2 separate regions of the Homo sapiens genome follow, and region 2 is linked to region 1. A link is an interaction called in ENCODE POLR2A ChIA-PET data of the cell type or tissue named here. Cell type or tissue: GM12878. All regions are shown on one strand. Links, peaks and the distances in the headings refer to the core of each region. The heading gives the core; the rest is flanking DNA.

Evidence for each region. ChIA-PET counts read pairs that join two places held together with the same protein. Peaks named below come from ENCODE experiments on the same cell type or tissue, not always from the same donor. Only the 100,000 strongest peaks of a DNase experiment are listed, where the experiment ranks them.
Region 2: POLR2A ChIA-PET joins it to region 1 with 5 read pairs; 5 of 35 experiments call an interaction of 5 or more read pairs at or near these places.

The regions. Positions count from the first base shown.
Region 1 is chr2:169,678,326-169,686,743 of GRCh38, reverse strand. CFAP210 (cilia and flagella associated protein 210) reads left to right here. Exons shown (of 9, transcript NM_001085447.2): 2 at 5,511-5,737. Among named protein-coding and RNA genes, the nearest start is that of CFAP210, 12 kb to the left of the region's middle. In GM12878, for the core only: no CTCF peak of the experiment used is centred there; no DNase peak of the experiment used is centred there.
Region 2 is chr2:169,756,573-169,764,799 of GRCh38, reverse strand. No RefSeq gene overlaps it. Among named protein-coding and RNA genes, the nearest start is that of KLHL23, 27 kb to the right of the region's middle. In GM12878, for the core only: no CTCF peak of the experiment used is centred there; DNase peaks (open chromatin) are centred at 2,850 and 4,649.

The DNA of each region.
Region 1 (8,418 bases), core at 252-8,251:
TTAAGAAGTGATTGGGTCATGAGGGATCTGCTTTCATGAATGGATTAGAAATGGGGTCTTGCTGTGAATGGATTAATGGCTTATGCTGGAATTGAGACTGTTGGCTTCATAAGAAGAGGAAGAGAGATCTGAGCTAGCATCCTCAGCCCCCTTGCCATATGATGCCCTGCATTACTTCCAGACTCTGCAGAGAGACCTTACCAGCAAGAAAGCCCTCACCAAATGCAGCCCCTCAACCTTGCACTTCTGAGCCTCTATAATTCTAAGAAATAAAATCCTGTTCTTTATAAATTATCTAGTTTCAGGTATTCTGTTATAGCAACAGAAAATGGACTAAGACAGATGGCAATACTTCCCAAATTGATCTACACATTCAACACAATTCCTATCAAAATTCTACTTGGCTTTTTTGTTGATATTGACAAGCTGATCTTAGAATTCATATGGAAATGAAAAGGACAATAGAATAGCTAAAACAATTTTGAATCTGAAGAAATATTAATAAGTAGGAGGACTCACGCTTCATGATATTAAGACTTACTACAAAGCTACACTCATTGGCTGGACATGGGAATGTGCACCTATAGTCCCAGCTACTCAGGTGGTTGTGGCCAGAAGGATCACTTGAGACCGGGAGTTCGAGGGTGTAGTGCACAATGGTTGTGCTTATGAATAGCCACTGCACTCCAGCCAGGGCTACATAGAGAGACCCTGTTTCTAAAAACAATAAAAAAAACTACAGTCACCAAGAGATTGTGGTGTTGGCTTAAGGAAAGACATATAGATGAGTGTAATAGAAATAATGAAATAAACCCATACATCTATACTAAGTGGGTTTTGACAAGAATGTTAATGCAATGGGGAAAGAGTAGAATTTTTAACAAATGGTGCTGGGATAAGTGGATATCCATATGCAAAATAATGAATTTTGACTCCCAAATTTATAGACACCTCACACCACATACAAATATTAGTTTGAAATGAATCATATAACTAAATATAAAAGCTAGAACTATAAAACTATTAGAAGAAAACTTATACATACATCTTTATTATCTTGGATTAGGCAACAATTTCTTAGATATGACACCAAAAGCACAATCAACCCAAGAAAAACAGATTTGGCCTTCCTCAAAATTAAAAACTTTAGTATTAATACATCAAAGAACACTATCAAAAAGTGCAAATACATCCACCGAATGGGAGAAGATATTTGTAAATTATATATATGCTAAGGATCTATAATCCAGATTATAAAGAATTCTTACAACTCAACAATAAAAAGACAGCCCATTTTTAAAAAGGGACAAATGATTTGAACTGATATTTCTCCAAACAAGATGTATAAATAGCCAATAAGCACATGAAATGATGCTCAACTTCATTAGCTATTATAGAAATACAAATCAACACTACAGTGAGATACTACTTCCCACCCACTAGGATGAGTGAAAAAATAAAGGGACAGTAATAACTGTTGGGAAGGATGTGGAGAAATTGAAACCTTCGTATGTTGTTAGTGGAAATGTAAAATAGTACAGCTACTTTGAAAAACAATTTGGTACTTTCTCAAAATGTTAAATATGGAGTTATAATTCTGTTCCTAAGCATATACCAAAGATAATGAAAAATATGTGTCCACACAGAAACCTGTGAATGTTCATAACAGAATTATTCATAATAGTCAAATGGTGGAAACACCCCTAATATCCATCAACTGATGAATGGATAAACAAAATGTGCTACTTCTATAGAATGGAATATTACTCAGCCATAAAAAGGAATTAGGGCCAGGCATGGTTGCTCACACCTGTAATCTCAGCACTTTGGGAGGCCAAGGCAGGTGGATCACTTGAGGCCAGGAGTTTGAGACCAGCCTGGCCAACACAGTGAAACTCCATGTCTACTAAAAATACAAAAAAAATTAGCTGGGCATGGTGGTGCATGACTGTAGTCCCAGCTACTTGGGAGGCTAGGCAGGAGAATTGCTTGAACCCGGGAGATGGAGGTTGCAGTGAACCGAGATTGTGCCACAGCTTTCCACCCTGGGCGATGGAGACAGACTCATCTCAACAACAACAACAACAACAACAACGAAAAGGAATCAAGTATTGATACATTCTACAATGTGAATGAACCTTGAAAACATTATTTGAGTGAAAGAAGCCAGATATAAAATGCCACATATTGTATGATTCCATGCACATGAAATGTCTCCAATGGGCAAATCCGTAGAGCCAGAAAGTAGATTAGTGGTTGCCAGGAGCTATGAGGAGGAGAGGACTGCTAATGCATACAGAGTTTCCTTCTGGAATGATGAAAGTGTTCTGAATTAGATAGTAGTGATAGTTGCCCAGCTTTGACAGTAGAGTAAAAACCATTGAATGCTACTGTTTACAGTGGCGGATTTTTATGTGTATTATAACTCAATAAAAAGATGATCTAATCCATGGAAAATGTGTCAATATGGCAGGTACATGGACTGATTTTAGACACTTTTAGGTAACTTGCCACTGCTTTTGTCCCCTCTCTCCTGCTTGCGAGTCTGCCTATTTATATTCTCTCTCTGTCCATCTGTCTCTGTCTTTCATGTCCCTTCATTCAACTGTGGCCTGCCCTTCTTCAACTTCTCTAACAGCCTCTACTGACATTGTATGAGAGCTACTGTGGGGTAGGAATCTTGGAAGTAAGATTGCCCTCTAAGAGCTAAATTTTACATCAACCAGTGGATTAAAGTGGGGATATATGAAATCATCTATAGCTCTGTTCTCAACCAGGGCTCTCCTGATCTCCAAAGATATGGGGAACTTGCCCCAACTTCAGTGGCCTGAGATAGTAAAAAGCCTTTCCCAAGCTTTCTGTGGGCTTTTTTTTTCTTTGTGGTTACCCAACTCTATTCCCACATTTGTGGCTGTTCTCTTTGTTTGTTCCTGTGTCAGAGTCCATGAAAAGATCTATTTGAATAAAACATCCTGTGAACAGTTAACTCTACTAAAGATTTGAGATGTCAAACAGGAGGGATCACACTTTGCACTGCATAGCTTTCTAACATCCTGCTCTCCTGCCACCGCTGCCAAGGCCCACTTACCACTGTATACTTTGTGGAGAGCAGCTCCTGCCAGAATAGGCCATGTGCTATACTGACCCTCTTTAGAATTTTAGCGAATTAAGTTTAGAATGACTCTTGGGTCAGACAAAGATATTAACATGCCTAGCAATTTGTTAATCAAAAGGCAGATGGTTTAACTTAGAGACCGTTGTTTGGTTAGCTTCTGATTGCAGGTAACAAAAGCCAAGCTGAGCTGGTTTAGGCAAAATAAAGGAAATTTGTTACAAGGCTGTAAGGATGTATTGGTCATGACTCTTAAGTAGAACAGTGTTCTGAATCAAGTTACACCACAATCCCCAGATACGGGAGACACAGTATTCTTCTTTTTATCGTAACTGCTGTGAGTTAGATTAGTCATTTGCAACTAAAGAGTCATGATGATACTCTTTGCAACTAAAGATTCATGATAAAATCAGCTTTGTTTGGCTTTATTTTGCGTGCAGAGGTTTGGTATGTGGTAGGCAAGATAGTGCCTGTGGTTGTAAACTCACACTTTAGTTTAGTCACCAAGTTCTCACCTCTACCTGCCTTAATTTAAACCCCAAGAAGACTTTATTTGGTCCTAAAGGCTTTTCTTTCAGTATCTTTCTCTTTCTGGAACCACGTGATTTTCTTGCTTCTGCCTTTCTCTCTACTTGTTTCATTCTTCTCCTCATACTAATAGTAAAAATAATAATAGCTAATATTTGTTGAGAACATATTATGTACCAGGCGCTAGTCTTAAATTCTTTACGTACAGTAGATACTGTTAATGACCCCATTTTGCAATTAAGGAAACAGATTCAGAAGGGTAAAATAATTTTATCTAGATTCATATAGTTAATATATGGTATGTTCAGAAAAAGTTCAGGTAGTCTGACTCCAGAATCCACACTCTTACCCACTCTGCTGTCCTACCTTTGTTATGCCTGTGGCCACCCATCGTTGTTCAAATGCCTTTCCTATTTTGGTGAATTTCCTTCCTTTGATGTCTTACCTCCTTAAGACAGAAGGCAGAATTCACTTTTTCAGCCACCCTTACAGTTAGAGTGCAAGCATGGGACAAAGACTCAGCCAATCAATTTTACATATGCCAGATTTATATTCTGAAGAGAGCAATATAAGGAAACAAACAGCATGTTGAATCAGTTTGTGTGTGTGTGTGTGTGTATAGAAAATGGCAACAACAGAGTACCAATTTCAGAGGCAACAGTGGCGAAGATTCAAGTATTCAAGTAAATGGTATCCAGTGGGGCAAGTTGTAAATGGGGCAAGTTGAGATGCCTACACAAAGCCGGTTGCCATGGGCCCTCACTGGAACCTCATGATGTGGTTTGTATGATGTCTTGCATATATAGCTTATAAGGATGACTATGGCTCTCTAGGAGATTGAGTCCATTACTTAATGCCCCTTAATTAATTCCTTTTCTGCCTAAATTAGTTAGAGTAAGTTTGGCTGTTAGTAATTAAGAACCTTGATCGATTAAAAGGGTAGGACCGTTTTTCCAAGGAGATCTGTTATGAGTTCCACTGTTTCATTTAGGATGCTTTAAATTCATATAACGGAACACCCAACTCAATCATCTTCAAAAATAAGGACATTTTTTAACTTTATAACAGGAACTCCAGGCTTCAGGTTGAGTTGATTAGCAGAATAAAGAGATCATCATTGCCTCAGATTCTCCCATTGTTTCTTCTTTGCAGTAACAGCTTCTTTGCAATAATAACTTCATTCAAGGCTGGTTTATCTTGTGGTCATAGCTGTTTGTCTGTCTTTCTTCCTTGTTCAAACTTAGCTTGAGAGTCTTTTGGATGTCTCTCCCAGAAGAACAAGGAAGAACTTTTCTAAAAGTTGCAAGTAAACCTTTTGTCCTGTTTCTTTGCTTTTTAAAGAAATAATGATTGACAATGGAGATACAAGTGTTCTTAAACCAATTAGGCCCACCCTGGGACTATAGTGAGTTCTCCAAATTATGTTGCTGCTGCTCAGTGGGAAGAGGTTGAGTAGAGTCAGTCATAGTGCCTACAGCCCCAAAAGATGAACACCCACCCACAAAGTTATCCATTTATAAACTGCCACTTTGTTAACTTTGAAAAATACTTTTATAACAAGCTGTTGGGATGGGTATTACTAGGAGATCTCTATTTTAAAGATGAGGATACTGAGATTCCAAAAAGTTAAATGACTTGCCCAAGTTTACACAGTAAGGAAGTGATTAAGCAAGGACTCAAATATATGCCTTCTGATTTCAAGGCTTTGTATTTTTTTTTTCACTTAATCATAGCTGTTCTTAGGATAACAAGAGTAAATTAAGTATTTGAAATAATTTCCAGTTATCATGCCAATATCGGAACTTCTCAGACGAATATCACTTAAACTGTTCCCGTAAGTCTTTAATAATCATTTTTTACAATTTATTAGAAATAAGAAACTCTGAAGAAGATCAAGTTCTCTATCTGCCTCTTCTACCTAGCAAAGTAGATCTCCAGCAGGTCACCATAATTCCACACGATGAGTGGAAAAGGATTCAAGATAGCCTTGACAGGTTGACAAGAGAAGCAGCATGCCTCCGTGCAGAAAGAAAGGCAAAGAAAGAAATGCATTTGCGATCTCAAGAAGTGGTAAAACACTGGACTAATACATATGCAGTAAGTATTAACCATCCAGGAGTACACATGCACTGAAGACTTACTCTTGTTTCTTAGTACTCTTATGCTTCTTTTTATAAATTTTTTTACATGTAAAATTTCATAAAAATGCATCGAAACATATTTTCAACAGTGTTATTTAGGTATAAGTGATATACAATGAATTGGACATATTTGAAATGTACAATCCTATAATTTTGACATATGTATAAACCCCAAAACCATCATTACTATTAGGATAATGAACATGTTCTTCACCCCAAAATTTCCTCATGACCTGTTTTGTTCCCTCTTATTTCTCCCTGCTCCTCTTCTGGATCCTTAGGTAACCACCGATCTGCTTCCTATTACAGATTTCATTCAACACAATTACTTTGAGATTCATTCATGTTGTGGGTATCAATTGTTAATTTTTATTGCTGAATCGTATTCCATTGTATGGATATACCACAGTTTGTTTATTTGGTCACTTTTTGATGGTTGACATCAATGAAACGTTGACATTTGAGCTGTTTCCCTTTTTGGCTATTACAAACAAAGCTGCTATGAACATTCACTTATAAGTCTATGTATGGACATATGCTTCCATTTCTCTTAGTAAATATCTTCGTGTAGAATAGCTGTCTTTTATGATAGGTGTATATTTAACTTTGTAAGAAACTTCCAAACTGTTATCCAAAGTAGTTGTAATTTTGCATTCCCAATAATAATCTTTGAGAGTTCTATTTCCTCTCCATCCTCAACAACACTTGGTATAGTTGGTCTTTTTAATTATAAACATTCTAATAGGTGTGCAATATCTCATTATAGTTTTAATTTGAATTTCTCTAAGTAAAAATGATGTTGAATATCTCTTCCTGAACTTATTTTCTATCAGTATATCTTCTTTGTTGATGTATCCATTCAAATATTTTTCCCATTTTAAAATTAGTTTTGTCATTGAGCTTAGATAATTTTTAAACTATATTCCAAATACAAATTCATTATTAGGTATTTGACTTGAAAATATTTTCTCCCACTCTATATCTTGACTTTTCATTTCCTTACTGTGTCTTTTGAAAAGCAAAAGTTTTTACTTTTAGTGAAGTATGGTTTATCAATTTTTCTTGTATATATCATTCTTTTAGTGGCTTATCCAAGAAATCTTTACCTAATCTAATGTCACAAAGATTTTCTCCTATGTTTTCTTTTAGAAGTTTTAAAATTTTAGATTTCACCAAATACTGCATGTTCTCACTTATAGGTGGGAGGTAAATGCTGAGTACACATGGACACAAAGAAGGTAACAGTAGACACTGGCACCTTTTTTTTTTTTTTTTTTTTTTTGAGATGGAGTCTCGTTCTGTCACCCAGGCTAGAGTGCAGTGGGGCAATCTCGGCTGACTGCAAGCTCCACCTCCAGGGTTCACGCCATTCTCCTGCCTCAGCCTCCTGAGCAGCTGGGACTACAGGCATCTGCAACCATGCCTGGCTAATTTTTTGTATTTTATTTTGTAGAGATGGGTTTTCACCATGTTAGCCAGGATGGTCTTGATATCCTGACCTCGTGATCCACCTGCCTCGGCTTCCAAAGTGCTGGGATTACAGGCCTGAGCCACTGCGCCCAGCCGACACTGGCACCTGCTTAAGGATGGAGGAGGGTGGGAGGAAGATGTCGACTGGATATTATGCTGATTACCTGGGTGACAAAATTATCTGCACACCAAATCCTTGTGACTTGCAATTTACCTGTGTAACAAACCTGCGCATGTAGCCTTTGAACCTAAAATAAAAGTTGGAAAGAAATACATATTTTTTGGTTTCCTGTATAGGTCTATGAACCATTTTAAATATGTGCTTATATGCAATGAGGTATTGATTTTTTTTGTTTTTGTGTATGAAGATCAATTGTTCTTGCATAATTTATTGAAAATACCATTCTTTATCCACTACATTGCCTTTGAACTTTTCTTGAAAATCCACTTGCGTATATATATTCAGGCGACATTTCTGCACTATCTATTCTGTTTTATTGCTCTATTTATCTGTCTTTACTCCAATAATACACTGTCTTGATGACTGTAGATTTAATAATAGGTCTTGAAATCATTTCTTTTTCAAAGTTGTTTTCACTATTCTAGGTCCTTTGCACATCCTTATGATTCTTTTAATTTTAATTTTTTATTTTATTTTTATTTTTTTTGAAATGGAGTCTCACTCTGTCGCCTAGTCTGGAGTGCAGTGGTGTGATCTCGGCTCACTGCAACCTCCACCTCCCGGGTTCAAGCAATTCTCCTGCCTCAGTCTCCTGAGTAGCTGGGAATACAGGCCCGCACCATCATGCCCGGCTAATTTTTGTATTTTTAGTAGAGACTGGGTTTCATCATGTTGGCCAGGCTGGTCTCTAACTCCTGACTTCAAGTGATCTGCCAGCCTTGGCCTCCCAAAGTGCCGGGATTACAGGCGTGAGACACTGTACCTGGCCATTATGAAATTTAGAATCTGCTTGTCAATTCATGCGAAAAAGCCAGCTGGAATTTTTATTGGGATTGTGTTGAATCTCTAGATCAATTTGGAGATAGTTACATTATGACAATATTGAATCTTCTGAACCATGAACATATTCTCTCTATTTGTTTAAGGCTTAATTTCTTTCTTTCTTTCTTTTTTTTTTTTTTTTTTTTTTGCAACAGAGTTTCGCT
Region 2 (8,227 bases), core at 228-8,227, 78 kb before region 1:
GTACAAAATGGGCCAGGTGCATCTTGTTATACAAGATAGCAAAGAAGCTATCAAAAACTATTAAGGTTTTAACTGAAGTAGTTGGAAACAATCTGCAGACGATTCCACTGGCTCAAGATGGAATAAATCATGCATGAATAAGAGTAACTGCAGTGGACTGAAAAAAAATGTTTAAATTAATGATTTAAAAATGATTAAATAATGATTTTTTTAAAAACCTAACCGGCCGGGCACGGTGGCTCACACCTGTAATCCCAGCACTTTGGGAGGCCAAGGCGGGCGGATCACGAGGTCTAGAGATTGAGACCATCTTGGCCAACATGGTGAAACCCCACCTCTACTAAAAATACAAGAAAAATTAGCTGAGCGTGGTGGTGCACGCCTGTAGTCCCAGCTACTCGGAAGGCTGAGGCAGGAGAGTCGTTTGAACCCGGGAGGCGGAGGTTGCAGTGAGCCAAGATCATGCCACTGTACTCCAGCCTAGCTACAGAGCGAGACTTCCTGTCTCAAAAAAATAAATAAATAAACCTAATAAATCATCTTTGGAGGACGCTAACAACTATTTTGCAAACTAGTAAATAAAGGGAAGAATCAAGCATTTAACCTGCCTTTCCTACACAAACTGTAACTCTGAGTAAACAACTAGTAAATGAGGGAATGTCTCTTTTTATAGAAGTATTTAAACAAATAGACCAAGAAGAGACAACAGCGGTCAGGCGCGGTGGCTCATGCCTGTAATCCCAGCACTTTGGGAGGCCGAGGCGGGCAGATCACGAGGTCAGGAGATCAAGACCATCCTGGCTAACACGGTAAAACCCCATCTCTACTAAAAATACAAAAAATTAGCCAGGCGTGGTGGCGAGCGCCTGTAGTCCCAGCTACTCAGGAGGCTGAGGCAGGAGAATGGCGTGAACCCAGGAGGTGGAGCTTGCAGTGAGCTGAGATCGTGCCACTGCACTCCAGCCTGGGCGACGGAGCGAGACTCTATCTCAAAAAAAAAAAAAAAAAGGAAGAGACAATAGCATTGGAAATCACCATTTTGCAACCCTTAATGAATTAAGGATCTAGGATTGAGCATCTACAGCTGCTAACATCACAGATAACCAGACGTTAGGTTTTTTTTTTTTTTTTTTTTGAGATAGAGTATCACTCTGTTGTCCAGGCTGGAGTGCAGCGGCACCATCTCGACTCACTGCAACCTCTACCTCCCAGGTTCAAGCGATTCTTGTGCCTCAGCCTACTGAGTAGCTGGGATTACAGGTGCCCGCCACCATGCCTGGCTAATTTTTTTGTATTTTTAGTAGAGATGGGGTTTCACCATGTTGGCCAGGATGGTCTCGAATTCCTGACCTCAAGTGATCCCAGCCTCGCAAAGTGCTGGGATTACAGGCGTGAGCCACCACACCTGGCCCAAATGTTAGGTATCTTTTGTCAAACACATCATCACCTATGAAGTAGTCTTGACAAAAACAAAATCAAACCTGAATCTGATTAGGCCTCTAGATCTAAGTATCAACATATAGGACATACAGAGAACAGAGGAATGTGCTAATCTACACAACATGAATCAGTAAAATACCAACATTGAAAAAGTAGGATATATGATCAAGGTTCTTCAACAAATACACTGCCAGGAGTTGAAATAAAGAAGAGATGGACAAGGAATTTATAAAATAAGAGAGCTAAAAGACAAAGCAAAGCTAAATACAGTGTTTAGAGATTTACAGTTGGGTGATGTAGTGAGTTGAATGCAAATATGACCACGTCCTACTACCTGGAACCTATGAATGTTACCTTAATTGGAAAAAGGATCTTTGTAGATGTAATTAAGGATCTTAAGAAAATCATCCTAGAGGCCAGGTGTGGTGGCTCACGCCTGTAATCCCAACACTTTGGGAGGCCAAGGCGGGTGGATCACGAGGTCAGGAGATCGAGACCATCCTGGCCAACATGGTGAAACCCCATCTGTACAAAAAAAATACAAAAATTACCCGGGTGTGATGGCACGTGCCTGTAATCCTAGCTACTCTGGAGGCTGAGGCACGAGAATCACTTGAACCCAGGAGGCGGAAGTTGCATTGAGGTGAGATCTTGCCACTGCACTCCAGCCTGGCAACAGAGCGAGACTCCACCTCAAAAAAGAAAAGAAAAGAAAAGAAAGTCATCCTAGATTATCCTGGTGGCCCTAAATCCAACAACAAGTGTCCTTATAAGAGTTAGGCAGAGGGAGATTTGACACAGATGGAAGAGGAGGAGACAATGTGACCAGGGAGCAGAGATTGGAGTGATGTGGCCACAAGTCAAGGAATGCCAGCAACCACAGGAGGCTGGAAAAGAATGGATTCTTCCCTAGGTCCCCCAGGGGTGCAGCCCTGCTGGCACCTCAAATTCAGACCTCTGGGCTCCAGAACTTTGAAAGAACACATTTCTGTTGCCATCTAGTTTAATTTTTTACAGCAGCCACAGGATGCTCATAATACAGGTGGATAATATCCAAGAGAAAGAAAATAATCCCCATAGTGAAGACAGAGGTTATCGATAAGGGTTTAGGAGATACATGTGGAGGGTGTCTGGGGTAGTTGGCAAGGTATTCTCTCCTGACATGGATGCCAGTTGCAAGGTAGTTGCCCTTTAATAACTCAAGCTGTACATTTGTCTCATGTGGATTTCTGTATTCGTATCATATTTAACAGTAAATAAAGTTTTCAAAAAATCATACAACTAGTAAAGCTCTAATCTCAAATGTCTGCCCGCGCACAAGGAGGGCCTGTGTTCTCTCGACAGGGAAGAAGGTACGACTCATTTCCTTGATGGTCAAGGTGTGAGGAGGGAAAAGCTATAAAGGGTTAGAGAAGGGCTGCAGAAACACACCTTCGGGAAACCACAAGTACCACTTTTATGTATTTATCTGTCCAGGAAAGAACTAGAAACAAAAGTTTGTCTGTGAACTTTCAAATGAAAGATGTATTTCACAAGTCTCTGCTGAAAGTGTTCACAGATTATACATGCTCAGCCTGACTTTTAAATGCCACTGAACAAAGGTTGGGGAGTGGGTAATAATTAACTACAGTCTATTAAGGCTGATGGATACAGTGCTGGTACTTCAGATTTCCCAACGAGAACCTCTGTAGGTACTTGTAGGTATACAATCTTGTGGTCTGTTTTGAATTTCAAAGGTAAAAGTTGAAATGTTGGCAATCTTGTGTATCCAACGTGGCACAATTTGCAGTGACTCTTCCTAAACCAGCTCAGAACACCCTTAGGAGGCGGCCAGTTGGGATCTGCAATATTCACTGGAGGTTTGAGCAGGATGCTCAACACCCGTCCAGTGAGGCCCCCACAAAAATATTATCTTTTAACTCAGAGGGCCCCAGTACGAGTTTAACAGTCTATGACTCACAACTTCAAAATAACATCGAAATTCAATTCAGAGTTAAAGACTGTATGACGATGCCCCGGATTTTAAGAAGACAGTTCTGTTGGCCATATTTTTATGTTCATTGCTATATAGTCCATAAAATTTGTGTCACAACTTCTTCTTTTCTTGAATTTTTATAATTTATATACCCCAATTTTACTAAAGACTACTATATTGTTTTTGTTTTTCAACCTTTATTTTAGGTTCAGGGGTACATGTGCAGGTTTGATATACAGGTTAATTTGTGTCATGGGGGTGTGTTGAACAGATTATTTCATTACCCAGGCATTAAGCCTAGTACCCAACAGTGTTTTTTGTTTGTTTTAAGCAGAGTCTCGCTCTGTTGCACAGGCTGGAGTGCAGTGGCATGATCTCAGCCCACTGCAGCCTCTGCCTCCTGGGTTTAAGCAATTCTCATGTCTCAGCCTCCAGAGTAGCTGGAATTACAAGCATGCACACCCATGCCTGGCTAATTTTTATACTTTTAGTAGAGACGGGGTTTTGCCATTTTGGCCAGGCTGGTCTTGAACTCCTCACCTCAAGTGATCCACCCGCCTTGGCCTCTCAAAATGCTGGGGTCACAGGTGTGAGCCACTGCACCTGGCCCCAATAGTTATTTTTTCTGCTCCTCTCCCTCCTCCAACCCTCCACCCTAAAGTGTTTGTTGCTCCCTTGTGTTCATGGATTCTCAGAATTTAGCTTCCATTTATAAGTGAAAACATGCAGTATTTGGTTTTCTCTTCCTGCATTAGTTTGCTAAGAATAATAGCCTTCAGCTCCATCCATGTTCCCACAAGACATGATCTCACTCCTTTTTAAGGTTGCATAGTATCCCATGATGTATGTGTACCACATTCTCTTTTTGCAATCCGTCATTGACAGACATTTAGGTTGATCCCATGTCTTTACTATTGTGAATAGTGCTGCAATGAACATTTGCAGGCATGTGTCTTTATGGTAAAATGATTTATATTCCTTTGGGTATATGTATACCCAGTAATGGGACTGCTGGGTCAAATGATAGTTGTTTTTAGCTCTTAGAGGAGTCACCACACTACTTTCCACAATGGCTGAACCTAATTTACACTCCCACTAACAGTGTATAAATGTTCTCCTTTCTCCACAACCTCACCAGCATCTGTTATTTTTTTCGTTTTTTAGTAATAGCTATTCTAACTGGTGTGAGATATTACCTCACTGTGGTTTTGATTTGCATTTCTCTAATGATCAGTGATACCGACCTTTTTTTCATAGGCTTTTTGGCCACATACATGTCTTCTTTTGTAAAAGGACTAGTATATCTTGGCCGGGTGTGGTGGCTCACACCTGTATTCCCAGCACTTTGGGGGGCCAAGGCGGGGGAGATCACCTGAGGTCGGGCGTTCGAGACCAGCCTGACCAACATGTAGAAACCCCATCTCTACTAAAAATACAAAATTAGCCAGGCGTGGTGGCACATGCCTGTAATCCCAGCTACTCAGGAGGCTGAGGCGGGAGAATCGCTTGAACCCAGGAGGCAGAGGTTGCAGTGAGCCAAGATCGCGCCACTGCACTCCAGTCTGGGCAACAAGAGCAAAATCCCGTCTCAGAAAAAAAAAAAAAAAAAAAAAAAGGCCAGACACGGTGGCTCACGCTTGTAAACCCAGCACTTTGGGAGGCTAAGGCGGGCAGATCACGAGGTCAGGAGATCGAGGCCATCCTGGCTAACACGGTGAAACCCTGTCTCTACTAAAAATACAAAAAATGAGCCGGGCGTGGTGGCGGGCTCCTGTAGTCCCAGCTACTCAGGAGGCTGAGGCAGGAGAATGGTGTGAACCCGGGAGGTGGAGCTTGCAGTGAGTAGAGATCGCACCACTGCACTCCAGCCTGGGCAACAGAGCGAGACTCCGTCTCAAGAGAAAATAAATAAATAAATAAGAAAAACGACTAGTATATAATGTTAGGTGATGCTTTATTTATTACCTTCAATAAAAATGAGAATTCCTCTCATTTAATTTCTTGACAATAGAATTAATTTCATATAGAGTCTTTCAAATGTGAAACATTGGTAAGTTGTGTTATTTACTACTGTGATAGTTAATGAAGCTTTTTTTTTCTTTTTTTTTTTTTTTGAGAGAGAGGGTCTCACTCTGTCACCCAGGCTGGAGTGTGGTGGCATGATCATAGCTCACTGCAGCCCCAAACTCCTAGGCTCAAGTGACCCTCCCACCCCAACCTCTTGAGTAGCTAGGACTACAGGCATGTGTCACCACGCCCAGGTAATTTTTTGGATTTTTTTGTAGAGATAGAGTTGCACAGGCTGGTCTTAAATTCCTGGCCTCAAGTAATTCTCTAGCCTGGGCCTCCCAAAGTGCTGGGATTATAGGTGTGATCACCACATCTGGCCTAATGAAGCCTTAATATCAGTATTGATATTTCATAACTTTATAAATATTATTTTCTTACACTGCTCTATTTCTTAGCTGTTAAATAATAATTGCTATAGCTAAAACACCTTATGAAATACTTGATATTATGAAATACTTTGGTTGTCTTATATAGATTGACATTTAATAATAATTGGGCTAGGCACAGTGGCTCATGCCTGTAATTCCAGCACTTTGGGAGGCCAAGGCAGACAGATCACTTGAGGTCAGGAGTTCGAGACCAGCCTGGCCAACATGGTGAAATCCCATCTCTACTAAAAATACAAAAATTAGCTGGAGGTGGTGGGGTACCTGTAATCCCAGCTACTTGGGAGGCTGAGGAATGAGAATCACTTGAACCCAGAAGGCGGAGGTTGCAGTGAGCTGAGATCCGGCCACTGCATTCCAGACTGGGCAACAGGCAAGACTTTGTCTCAAAATAATAATTGGCAAATAAATTATGTGAAAACAACTTTTTATATTAGCCTCAAGAAAGATGAACTCTTTATCACCTTGAGTCTTTCTCTCTCCTAGGAGCAAAAACCTTTTTTTTTTTTTTTTTTTTTGGTAGAGGACCACCCCCCTAGAACCCTTCTTCTAATATCTTAGAGGTTAGAACTGCTTCACATACATTCCTCCACCAAACACTGGCAAGGAGGATGGACTATCCATGATTGGCTTAGGGTAATTAAGATTCAAGTTACATGGCCTCCTAATATGCAAAAAGACCTGGGGCTCTTGATAATCTACATCTTTGACACAATTAGTCACTTCTCTTGCATTATATTTTGCTTCCAGCCCTTGGCAGAATGGTCTAATAGTCAATGACCCTGTCACCAACTTCTTTTTTTTTTTCCTAAACCTACTTTCTATCTTCCACTCCTCAGGAGTTCCTGACACCCATCATTGTTTTTTGTTTTTTTCTTTTTCTTTCTGTCAGAAACTCCTCTCAAATCAAATGGAATTGCGAAAGTCAGGATAAGACAATATATCACTATCTGTGGTATGCAGAATAATGGTCCCCTAAAGATGTCTACATCTTGATCTTTGGAATCTGTGTATCAGGTTACATGGAAAGGAGAATTAAGGCTCCTAACACTGATATGGTGAATCCTGTACCACGCTTCTATCCTGCAGAATTATAAAATAAATTTGTATTACTTTAAGCTACTAAGTTTGTGGTAATTTCTTACAGAAGTGATAGAAAACACAATACACTTTCCAAAAATATTTACATTTTAACAAGGGACAAAGCCCTTCCTTGACTTAGCATATTTTTCGTTGCAAGAGATAGAAACTTGATTCAAAACAAAAAAGGATCTATTGGGTCACATCACCATCCAACTGTGGAAAAGACAGGAATGGAACTGTGTCAGGAAGGCCTAGAACCAGACGTTAACATCATCCCCCATCCCCAGTCACTGGGCATCTGTATCTGTTCTCTTCATTCACGCCAGCTTAGTCCCAACAGCAGGGAACTTGGCCAACCACAGCTCTAGGTCTGCCCCCATGACTCAAACACCTCCCATTAGGCCCCATCTCCAATCCTGGGGATCAAATTTCAACATGAGGTTTGGAGGGGAAGAATTTCCAAACCATAGCATTCCACCCCTGGCCCCCAAAACTGATGTCCTTCCCACATGTAAAGTACAATCATCCATCTCAACGGTCCCAAATGTCTTAAGTTGTTCCAGTACCAACTCAAATGTCCAAAGTCCAAAATCTCATCTGAGATTCAAGAACAGTTCCTTTCAGCTATGAGCATGTAAAATAAAAAACAAGTTATTTCATTCCAAGATACAATGGTTATACAGGCATTCCCATGTCAAACATTCCCATGTCAAATGGGAGAAATCAGTGAAAAGAAAAGGGTAATAGGCCCCATGCGTGTCCAAAACCCAGCAGGGCAGGCATTAAATCTTAAAACTCCAAAATAATCTCCTCTATGTCCCACAACCTGGGCACACTGGTGGGTCCTGAGGCCTTGAGCAGACCCATCCCTGTGGCTTTTCTGGGTGCAGCCCATGTGGCTGCTCTCATAAGGTGGAGTCAAATGCCAGAGGCTTTTCCAGGCTGAAGGTACACACTGCTGGTGGCTCTATCATTCTGGGGGCTGGAAGGCAGTGGCCCTCCTGCAAATCCACCAGGCATTACTCTCGCAGAGGCTGGCTGTGAAGGGTCTGACTCTGCCGCAGGCTTTTGCTTGGGCACCCAGGCTTTCCAATAAATCCTCTGAAATCTAAGTGGAAGCCACATCTCCATAGCTCTTGCATTCTGTGGGCCTGCAGAATTAATACCACGTGGATATCACCAAGGCTTCCACCTCGTGCCCTCTGGAGCAGCAGCACCAATCTTATCTGGGGTTCCTGGGGTCATTTGAGCCACAGCTGCTACAGCCTGGGAA